Regions from separate parts of the Homo sapiens genome. Here region 1 is linked to region 2. Evidence: chromatin contacts called from ENCODE Hi-C or POLR2A ChIA-PET data. All regions are on one chromosome and are shown on one strand. Each heading gives the region's core, a stretch centred on a gene start or an enhancer-like site at or near the end of the contact. The rest is flanking DNA. Distances are from core to core; before and after follow the strand shown. Region 1 overlaps TSKU (tsukushi, small leucine rich proteoglycan). Region 2 has its middle 32 kb from the start of LINC02757.

Region 1 (4,921 bases), core at 1,581-4,080, 200 kb before region 2:
GAGAGAGAGAGAGAAAGAGAGAGAGAGAGAGATAGAAAGAAAGAAAGAAAGGGAGGGAGGGAGGGAGGGAGGGAAGGGAGACAAAAAGAAACATGAATGTGTTTGTACCTCCAGTTCAGAACACTTTGACTATCTAATGGATATGCAAAAGAAAATAATAAATAGGTTTGGGAACTAAAGAATAAACACAGGGGGAATTTCCCTCCAAGCTCAACAAACACAATAATCCCTGTAGACAGAACCACTAGTACTTAAATAAATAAAGAGAAGAATAAACACAGGGCATGTGACTTAACTGGATAGACATTTGCTGTCGTTAGAAGCCGAGCTATGGACTGACATTGGGTATTGATGCACAGAGCAAGTATAATTGCAATTAGCTACCAGTGAACACTGGGCACTGATATACAGCAGACACTGCCTCCAACAGACATTTTCCCTTTGTGGATATTGGTCATTGGTGGAAGCTGTCATTCATATGATAAACATTATATATCAACCAACATTTGCACCCTGGTGAACGTTAGCCAACAAGGAACACTGAACATTGATGGGCAAGGTCCTATTAGCCTATGATGACCTCTGTTGTCATAGACAGTGCCCTTGGTGGAGATTAGGTATGAGTGGGCTTTAGCGCTGGTGGACTTTAAATTCTGTAAGCACATAAAGTGAGCAAGGGGCAGGCCTCTGCCCCCCCATATTCCTGGCAGTCCAGAGAAACAGCCCATGAGCTGGTTTGGTGGCAGCTGGGTGGTAGAATCCACCTCTTTAGCTGCCTTTTCCCTCTGAAAGCCTTTTGGCCATGGCAAGGTGGGGAAACCAGGGGGTTGTGTGATAACGACAGAGGGACATTCCTGCATTTGGAAGAGTCTAACTGGCTCCCTGAACTACAGAGGGATTGGATTACACACAAATCCACACCTACTCTCTTCTGCCATCCTGACCAACACTGTCTGGGTGTTTGCCCCTCCTCTAGAAATGAGATGATCAAATGGCAGCAGGGCTGGCTTCATGGGCAGTGAAACCATAGAAAGACCCTGTGCTTGGTTTAATGCTCTGTTCTTGTCATCTTGAAATCCTAATAACTTTGAACAAGGGGCCCCACATTTTCATTTTATACTGGGTCCCACAAATTACATAGGCCGTTCTGAAGCACAGAATCCTGGCCATGGACCATGGGAACTTACTCGTCTCTGGGCCTCAGATTCCCCATCCGTGAAAAGGGGCCAGGAGAGAAAGGACTTTGACTTTGACCTTTGGCTTTTTATACTCTAAGATCTAGAATCCACAGTCTGATCGGAGCTATGTAGAACTGCATAACTTCTGCAACTTATTTGAAAATAAAAAATAAATGGAATCCCAGTGCTTTTTGGTTTATCAGTGCACCTCTACCCTCTCTGATTCATGGGATTTACACAGCTGGCCCGGCCCCTGGGGTAGGACAAGGAAGAATGTGAGAATTGCCACCTGACAGATAAAGCCTGGCCTATGCTGGTTTCCTCATCTGTATGGTGACAAAAACACCTGGTGCAGTTGTGAGGAGATGATGGCATGTACACAAAGCATGAGGAACACATAGCCATAGCTGGCCGCTGCATTACTGTGAAAGGCATAAAGAGGCTGGTGACCCTGCTGACCCATGGTGGTGAGCTGGGCCACAGCTGACGGTGAGTACCTACTCCATGACCCTGTGGATTACCGGGTGTCGTTCTGTGATTCTACAGTCCCAGAACTTTACAAAATTCTTCAGTTCTGAGTGCGAGTTATAAAAAACAGACTCAGACTACATGGCTCTGTAATCTACTTCATAACTCCATGGTTGGATGAGGGCGGGAAAGAGCACTTAGAGGCTGCCATTTTGTGCCAGGCACCGTACTTGGTTCTCTACAAATGTTACTTCATTTCTTCTACACACAGTCCTGTGGAGGGAGATATTTTCCCTCCCTCCCTCCCTCCCTCCCTCCCTTCCTTCTTTCCTTCTTTCCTTCTTCCTTTTTTGCTCTTTCTTTCTTTTCTTCCTTTCTCTCTCCCTCCCTCCCTTCCTTCGTTCTTTTTTTTTTCCAGGGTCTAGCTCTGTCACTCAGGCTGGAGTGCAGTGGTAGAATCTCGGCTCACGGCAGCCTCAACCTCCCAGGCTCAGGGAGGTATTTTCTCTTTCTTTGTTTGTTTCTCTTTCTTTTTTGTCTTTCTTTTATTTTTATTTTTCTCTCTTTGCTTTTTTTTTTTTTTTTTTTAAACAGGGTCTAACTCTGTCATCCAACCTCCCAGGCTCAAGCTATCCTCCCACTTCAGCCTCCCAAGTAGCTGGGACTACAGGCGTCACCATGCCCGGTTAATTTTTAGATTTTTAAATTATGTTGCCCAGGCTGGTCTTAGTCTTGAATTCCTGAGCTCAAGCGATCCTCCTGCCTCAGCCTCCCAAAGTGCTGGGATTACAGGCAGGAGCCATCGTGCCCGGCCTTGAGGGAGATATTTTCATCCCTATTTTCCAGGCTCAGAGAAGTAAAGTGACCTGGCCAAAAATCACACAATTGGTTAGTGATGACCCCAAGATTTCAACCCTTTTCTGTGAATTCCAAAACGGATTCTTTGCACGAATTTTCCTGATTGTGTAAGATTCGAAGCCCTCGCCCTGGGCGCCAGGGTTCCTGGAGGGCGGAGTCCGGCAGGGCGAGGGTAGTCTGGTGGGCGGGAAGGGACTGGCCGCATAAAGCAAACAGCGCAGCCCACTTTGGCCTCCAGCCGCCCCGGTCCTGGCTCTTGGCCCCGCTGGGATCTGGGGTGTCTGGCCATGCGTGAGCACGAGGTGGCGCTGCGGGCCGGGAGCCTCCGCACGGGCAGGGAGGGGCCGCGCGGACTCCCGGGTCGGCGAGGCCCGCCGGGGCTTCCGCTCTCCTTATGGCTGGCAGGAGGCCAGGGCTGCGGGGTGCAGGGCAGGTTCCCCACGGGAAGGACGAGCCCGCCCAGCGTGATGGCATCCGCGCCCATGCTCTCACTGGGCCTTCACCCTGCCCCGTTTTGCAGAGGAGGAAGCTGCAGCTCGGGCGGAGGTGACCTGCTCCAGAACTGATTGCCGCAGAAGCCCCCTCCTTCCCTTCGCTGCCCTCCGCACGCTTTGGCCCTGTCTTTAAGGCCTTTTTGTTCCATGGCCCTCCCGCAAGGACTCCTTCCACAAGCGGGGACTTGGGAAGACCCGGACCCATTGGGTGAAAGTACCGTGATCCCTACCTCCATCTGAATCCTCTCCTGTCCCAGGAAATGTAGGGGAAGTGGAGAACAAACAGGAGGACTGTGGGGGCCCGGGGTCTCACCCTGACCTCCCTCTCCTCCACACCGCCCGGCGCCAAGCCTCAGCTCTTTCCTACCTTGACCGCTGGGTGCCAGCCTCGGACCCAGGGCCTCAAGCTGATACTTCTCCCTGGGGAGGCCTGATTACAAGATGGGCAAGCTCCCACCAGTGCATATGGCCTGAATGTTCTGGGCACAGAGTAGGGATCAGGAAAAACCTGTCATTGGTGATGATGGTAGACATTCCCTGTAGACTGGCCAGTTAGAAGGAAGAACTTGGTGACAGCAGAGCCACCCAGATGAGCTCCAAGTGTGATCTCTGTCAGTGGAAGTGTGCAAACAGGAGCTGGGGTACCATAGCAGCTGAAGCACCAAGGAAGAACAAAATACTGTTGCAGTTCAGAGGAGGGAGGTGGAAGGGGCCAAGGAAGCTTCTGCGGGCGGGCAAGAACTAGGTCTACTGGATAGGAAGGAGGTTGAGAGACAGGGGTGAGGGCAAGGGCAAGGTCCCACAGTAACGCCTGAGCAAGAGAACAGGTGTGCAAGGGCCTGCATGCTCATGGCTATGGCTGGAGCTGGGGTGGCAGGAACAGTGGGGTAGGGCCACGGGAGATGAGAGGTGAACAGGGTGCAGGAACTCCCTCCTTCACGTCACCTTACTCCCCAAATCCTGAGATTATCAGGCTTTTCAGGGAGAACAAGCTGCCCAGGGCAGGGCCTAACCTGATTCATCTTTGTGGCCCCAGAGCCCAGCCCAGGGATTGCCAGTGGACACTGGCTGAGTAAAGCAAAGAACTTTTTATAGTGTTTATTAAATCAAGGACCGGTTAGATAGATGATGGGCTAGGCAGGTGGGGGAAGACAGAGCTCACTGCCCTGTGGGGTCTCTGTGGGGCCAGCCCCTGATGCCCATGTGGCCACTGATGCCCAGCTTCCCCCAACACCCCAACACAGGCCCAGGACAATATTACAAAAGTGAACAAATGCAACCTTTTTCTGCTTTTACAAATGACATGTCTCCATCCCCGGCCAGCAGGGGTAGGGGAGGCCGGTTGAAAGTGACACTCCGTTAAAAAGGCAACAACTTTTATAAAATGAAGACTAAGGAAACAGCCCAGGGTTCGGAAGCTGAGATGCTACCCTGGGGGTAGAGCATAGACATGGGTCGGGCAGACCTTGTCTCCTTTCACGGCATTCCTGGGAGGGTAAGAAGGGCTGTCGTGCTCAGGGCCAGTGGGGACTGAATCCAGGAGGCCCCTTGGAGATCCCAGCCAGATGAGGCTCCAGAACTGCAGCAACTCCTTGGGGCAGCATCTAGAGGATGCTCAGGGGAAAATGGGTAGGTTTCCAGTCTGGATGCTGGGGGACCCCAACCCAGGGTGAGAAACTGGCTAGGCTGGAACCAATGTGCCCTAAGCTTCCAGAGGCTCCGAAGGGCAGAGTGACTTAGCCCATGCCGCACAGCTGGTCAGAGGCCCAGAGTCCCACTTGTGAGGCTCTTGCCTGTCCTGCTGCTGCTACTCCTGTGCTAATGGGGAACAGGCAAGGGCAGCAAGGGGAGCCCAGGCGGGGAGGGTGGGGCTTATTAGAGGAGACAAGAAAGTGCATTGGGTCCGGGCTGGGAGGCAGGAGG
Region 2 (5,109 bases), core at 1,511-4,010:
ACTCGCAAGACCTGGTCACAGGCTAGGTGCAGTGGCTCACGCCTGTAATCCCAACACTTTAGGAGGCCGAGACGGGTGAATCACTTGAGGTCAGGAGTTTGAGACCAGCCTGGCCAACATGGTGAAACCCATCTCTACTAAAAATACAAAAGTAGCAGGGCATGGTGGTGCACACCTGTAATCCCAGCTACTCGGGAGGCTGAGGTGGGAGAATCACTTGAACCTGGGAAGCAGAGGTTGAAGTGAGCCAAGATCGTGCCACTGCACTCCAGCCTGGGCAACAGAGCAAAACTCCATCTCAAAAAAAAAAAAAAAAAAAAAAAAGACCTCGTCACTTCCCAGGTACCCCAGCCCTTAATTCCAACACACTGAGGATTAAGTTTCAACATATGAATTTTGGGGGTCACAAACACTCAGACCACAGCACCTTCCACGGTGGGAAGTGTGTGCACGCACCATGTTTTAATTAATATTCTTTCCCAAGCACCTTTCCATGTAGCAACAGAGTCTTCATTTTTGGCTGCAGAATATTCTGTCTTTTTGATGCACCGTAGTTTACTAAGCCAATCCCCTCTTACTGGATATTTAGGTTATTTCTAAATTTTTTATATATATATATATATATATATATATACACACACACACACACACACACACACAATAGAAATACATTAATATATAAATATAATATATTAATATTAATTTAATATAATATTTAGTGTTAATATTAATATCTTATATTTCTATATCAATATAATATAGAAATATATCATTATAATAATATATTTCTACTGTTAAATGTATTATAAACAATAGAAATTATATCAGTATTAACTGTGATGAATGTCATTGTGTTATTTGAATGCTTTTCTTCAGAGGCGGGAGTGGGGCTGAGCCAACTCTGTGGATAATCTGCCCATGCCAGCCCCGCTCCCAGCCTCAAGCGCCTGTTTCCCTTCTCTCCTCTCCGTCTGTCTACCCAAGGGCTTCTTCCAGCACCAAAGGACCTTGTTCAGCCTGTGCAGGGATGTGCCAGAGACCCAACACCCTCACGGGCAATCCTCAATCTCAGGGAATGAAAAGTGGACAAACACCCCAACGTCCAGCTCTTGAGTTTGAGATTCTGATGATGTGTGTTCTATACTCCAGCTCCTAGGGTGCCCAGCAGGATGGAGCCCAGGTGCCCACAGTGGTAACCCGCTCATCGAAGCCACCTTCCTGGGTTTTCTCCCTCCCTTTCCCACTTCTCCGTTTCTCACTGTTGCCTGGCATCACCTCCCGAATGAACTACCTGCACCCAAGCCCTTGGGTCAAGGTTGGCTTTGCAGGGATGAGATTTAGGACAGGAGTTGTGGATACTTTCTTTCAAAGGCTCAAAACCACCTGCAGGAAAGGGACTATATTAGCTCAAACTTCTTCTCAAACCATTTTGTGTTTATTTCCTCCAGAAACTCCTCTCAAACTTCACAATACAGGATGGCAGAGAGAACACAGGCCTTGGATACAGGTAGCCCCCAAATCAATCCCCAGCACTAGCCTTGGGGAAGTCGCTTCACTTTTAAGAGCCTCACTTTCCTCATCTGAAAATGGGCCAGCCGGGCTATCTGTTGGGCTACATAGAGCCTGAGGCCTGAAAGGGAGCTACCATCCCCCTGCCTCCTTCCTGCCTCACTTGCTCCCCACCCTTCCCTGGCCCACCACCTTGGCACCTGCCTCCTCTCTGTGGCTGGCCTAGTGAGCCTGAGGTCAAAGGCCACATCCCTAACTCTTTCAGGTCCTTTAACAACTGCTGTTTACTACAAACCAAGAGCTGTGCAGAGCGCCATGCCTCGATGACATCCCTACAGCTCTATGAGGTGGGCGCGGTGATTACGCCCATTTCATAAGTGAGGAAGTTGAGGTGCAGACAGGAGGGGCTTACCCCAGCCACACGGTGAGCACGAGGCAGCGCCCGGACTCACCTCCAGGTCTCTCTGACTCCTGAAGCCATGCTCCTCAGGACCACAGAGGCTGCCTCCTGCCCGCAGAACCCTCTCCAGAGGAGAGGGGATTCCTTGCGGGTGACTCAGGGCCTGGGGCAAGGAAGCCACATCCCTGGGGTCTGCTGGGAAGGAGAAAGTGACGCCAGGGTAATTCCCATACAGCTATGAGGTTCTTAGCAGCTGGGGGAGGGGGCCGCAGGCTTTGTTGGCTACCCTCATGGTGGGGGCAGCAGGGAGGGTCCCTTAGCTGAGTCTAAGCTTCCTGGGAGGCTATGGGATGTGCGGGAAAGGGTGGGGAGCGGGTGAGGCCACAGCGAGTGTGTTCTGCAGCCTGGGGCCACCAGGGGAGCAGACATTCTTCAGCAGCTGCTGGAAATCCCAGGGGCTGCTTTTCCTGGGAGCCACCAGGAAGATGCCCTGGAAGTGGCCTTTCCAAGGTTCTGGAGCAGGGCCATCCAATAAAACAGAATGTGAGACTCGGATGTAATGACATTTCTCCAGTAGCTACATTAAGAAAGTAAAAAGAAACAAGTGAACTTAATTTTAATAATATATTTAACTTAATATATCAAAATATTATCCTTTCAACATGTAATCAGTATTAAAAATTATGAATGTTGTATTTCATTTTTTTTTTTTTGTATTGTTGAAACCTGGTGTGTCTTTTCCACCCACAGCACAGCTCGTTTCAGACCAGCCACATTTCAGATGCCCAGTAGCCGCGTGCGGCTGGTGGCTACTAAGCTGGAGCGCACAGTTAGAGAGACCTCTAGGGGTGACTTGAGGATGCTGAAGGAGCCAAGGGGCAAACCTCAGTGAGTGGTGCCAGGACCCAGAGGTCACAAGAGGGTCCTGGGACCAAGTGTCATGTATCATTTAGTCTTCTCAACACCACCCAAGGCAGCATGATCACCCCTGTTAGGTAGATGAGGGAGTCAACTCAGAGGAGCCGGGTGGCTGGCACAAAGTCTCCTAGCAGGATGGGAGCTAGTCACCCCCCAGCACTGAGATGATGCTGCAGCCCACCCTACCCCAGGGGCACAGAGGAGCAAAGGAAGGCCCCCCACCCCAGGACTGCTGACCTCACACGTCTTCCCAGCCCCAGGCTTGCCCAGTGAGGGTTGGCACATTTAGGGGAGTCCCTCAGCCACCTTTCTTCATGCAGGAGTCAGGGAGGAAGTGGGCAGGCAGGCAGGTGGGTAGCAGCAGCCTCTTTCTCCTTCATCTTGCCCTGTCACAGACTGGTGTGGGTGGTGCCAGGTGAGCCCACCTAGAACGTGGCTTTTCCCCCTCCCCATTCCCATGGACACACGCATGTGCATGGGTCACAGGTGCTGCCTCTGGCTGGTCCACATTAACCCACACAGCTTCCCACCCTGGCTGCCCCTCACCCCAGCTGGTCCACGTGTCCACACCACCCAGAGCAGCACCGTTCACATCCACTGACTCAGCCAAGATTTCCTGAGGGTCAGCCTGGCAGGAATTTTGCCCATTCTACAGATGAGGACACGAAGGTCCAGAAAGGGGTGGGACTGGGTTCCCTGACTGCTGCTGGGCCTTGGTCCATGGCATCCACTGGCTCTCACTGGTCAAGGCAAGGAAGGCCCCTGGGAGGGGCACAGCATTTGGTGGGTACAGAGGAGGAGGTGGGTTTGCAGGGCTCAGGGCCTGACCATGGGCTCTGAAGGCAGAGGACAGAGTCTGTACAGGGGATTAGACATGGCCACTGGGTCCAGTTATGGAAACAGCCGTCCCCGCTCCCCTGCCACTGGGGTGCTCTGCCCGACCGGAGGGGGAACCAAGCTTGCGTCTCCCGCACTCATGAAGGGAGCACCTCTAGTTCCCAGGGCCAGATGGAGTGAGGGCAAGAGTTGGGGAGGTCTAATTTGCATCCAGGTTTCTGGTTTGAATACTAAGCAGATGGATGGTGGTGGCATTTGCTGGGATGTGTTGTGGGGAGCACATGGGGGAGGCTGAGTTGGGGTTGGGCAGTTTAAGTCCTGGGGGAGATACTGGGTAGAGAGCCTGGGCAGGGAGGGCCTGGGAGGCCTCCATGGAGTGGGCTACAGTGTGGGAAGGGGCAGTGACCAGGAGGGTGCCTTCCCAGTGAGCCTTCCCAAACCGCCCTGTTTAAAAGTCCACCATTCCACACTCCCTATCCCCCTCTGTGCCTCAGTTTCCCTGTGGAACGTATACCATGGAACATACTATTAACCTGTCACTCACCTTCCTTATTGTTTGTTCCCCACGTGGAGGAATGGTGTCTGTTGTTTGCTTGCTTGCTTGTTTGTTTGTTTGTTTGTTTCTCTGCTGGGCCCTGTGCTTGGAGCATTGCCTGCCTCAAAGGTGCATAAATGATGAATGCCTGAAGAGCTGAGGGCTCTGGATGGAGGATGGAATGGGGAGGTGGAGGTGGGGATCGGCATTTAAGAGGTGGCTGAGCAACAAGTTCCAGCCAGCGAGGCCACCGTGCTCACGGGAGTGACTTCCCAACCCTGGCTGTACTCATCAGTAAAAAGGAGATGGATCCATTTGCCAGGGCTGCCATAGCACAGTGCCACACACTGGGCAGAAACGACAGGGAGGTGTCCTCTCAGAGTTCTGGAGGCTGCAGCCCAAGGTCCAGATGTCACCAGGGGCTTCCTCCCGAGAGCTGAGAGGAAGCGCCCATCCTGCGCCTCTCCCTGCCTCCTGGTGCTCGCTGGCAGTCCTCCGCGTCCTGTGGCCTGTGAGAGCATCACTCCAGTCTCTGCCTCCGTTTTCACACAGGGTTCTCCCTGTGTGTCTGTCTCCAAATTTCCCCTTCCTACAAGGACAGTTTTATTGGACAAAGGCCTACTCTGATGACCTCATTTTACCTGGATGACCTCTGTAAAGATCCCATCTCCGAAAAGGTCACATTCTGAGGCTCTGGGGGTCAGGATTTCAACGTTTGAATTTTTGTGGATGTGATTCAACCCATGACATGAGATAATATAAAACCTGTTGGGGTGCAGGGAGGGTGGAGGATCAGTGCAAATTACTGTGCAGGCCAGGCCCTGCTGCCATGACCATTAGGACTGCATTATGGTCCACTGAGGTGGACCTGGCTGCACAAATAATCCGATAACGGCCGGGCACAGCAGCT

The links. Hi-C counts contacts between places; a loop is a spot of excess contacts on that map. ChIA-PET counts read pairs that join two places held with the same protein, here RNA polymerase II (POLR2A). Pooled maps may share reads with other maps.
Region 1: a pooled map shows a loop between it and region 2 (8-fold over the local background). The contact joins two enhancer-like sites. A Hi-C loop is called at or near these places in 1 of 37 single-sample maps with no recorded cell type and 7 of 50 pooled maps. POLR2A ChIA-PET finds 5 or more read pairs at or near these places in 2 of 52 experiments (GM10248 and GM12878).

What each region holds. Positions count from the first base shown.
Region 1 is chr11:76,797,305-76,802,225 of GRCh38, reverse strand. It overlaps TSKU (tsukushi, small leucine rich proteoglycan), which reads right to left. Exons shown (of 2, transcript NM_015516.4): 2 at 4,082-4,921. Among named protein-coding and RNA genes, the nearest start is that of TSKU, 16 kb to the right of the region's middle. RefSeq lists a silencer at 2,788-3,047. Within about 2 kb of position 2,830, at least 18 of the 41 ENCODE cell types and tissues checked have a DNase peak (open chromatin) inside an H3K27ac peak, as active enhancers do.
Region 2 is chr11:76,596,347-76,601,455 of GRCh38, reverse strand. No RefSeq gene overlaps it. Among named protein-coding and RNA genes, the nearest start is that of LINC02757, 32 kb to the left of the region's middle. RefSeq lists a silencer at 2,768-2,847 and an enhancer at 3,478-4,129. Within about 2 kb of position 2,760, at least 2 of the 41 ENCODE cell types and tissues checked have a DNase peak (open chromatin) inside an H3K27ac peak, as active enhancers do.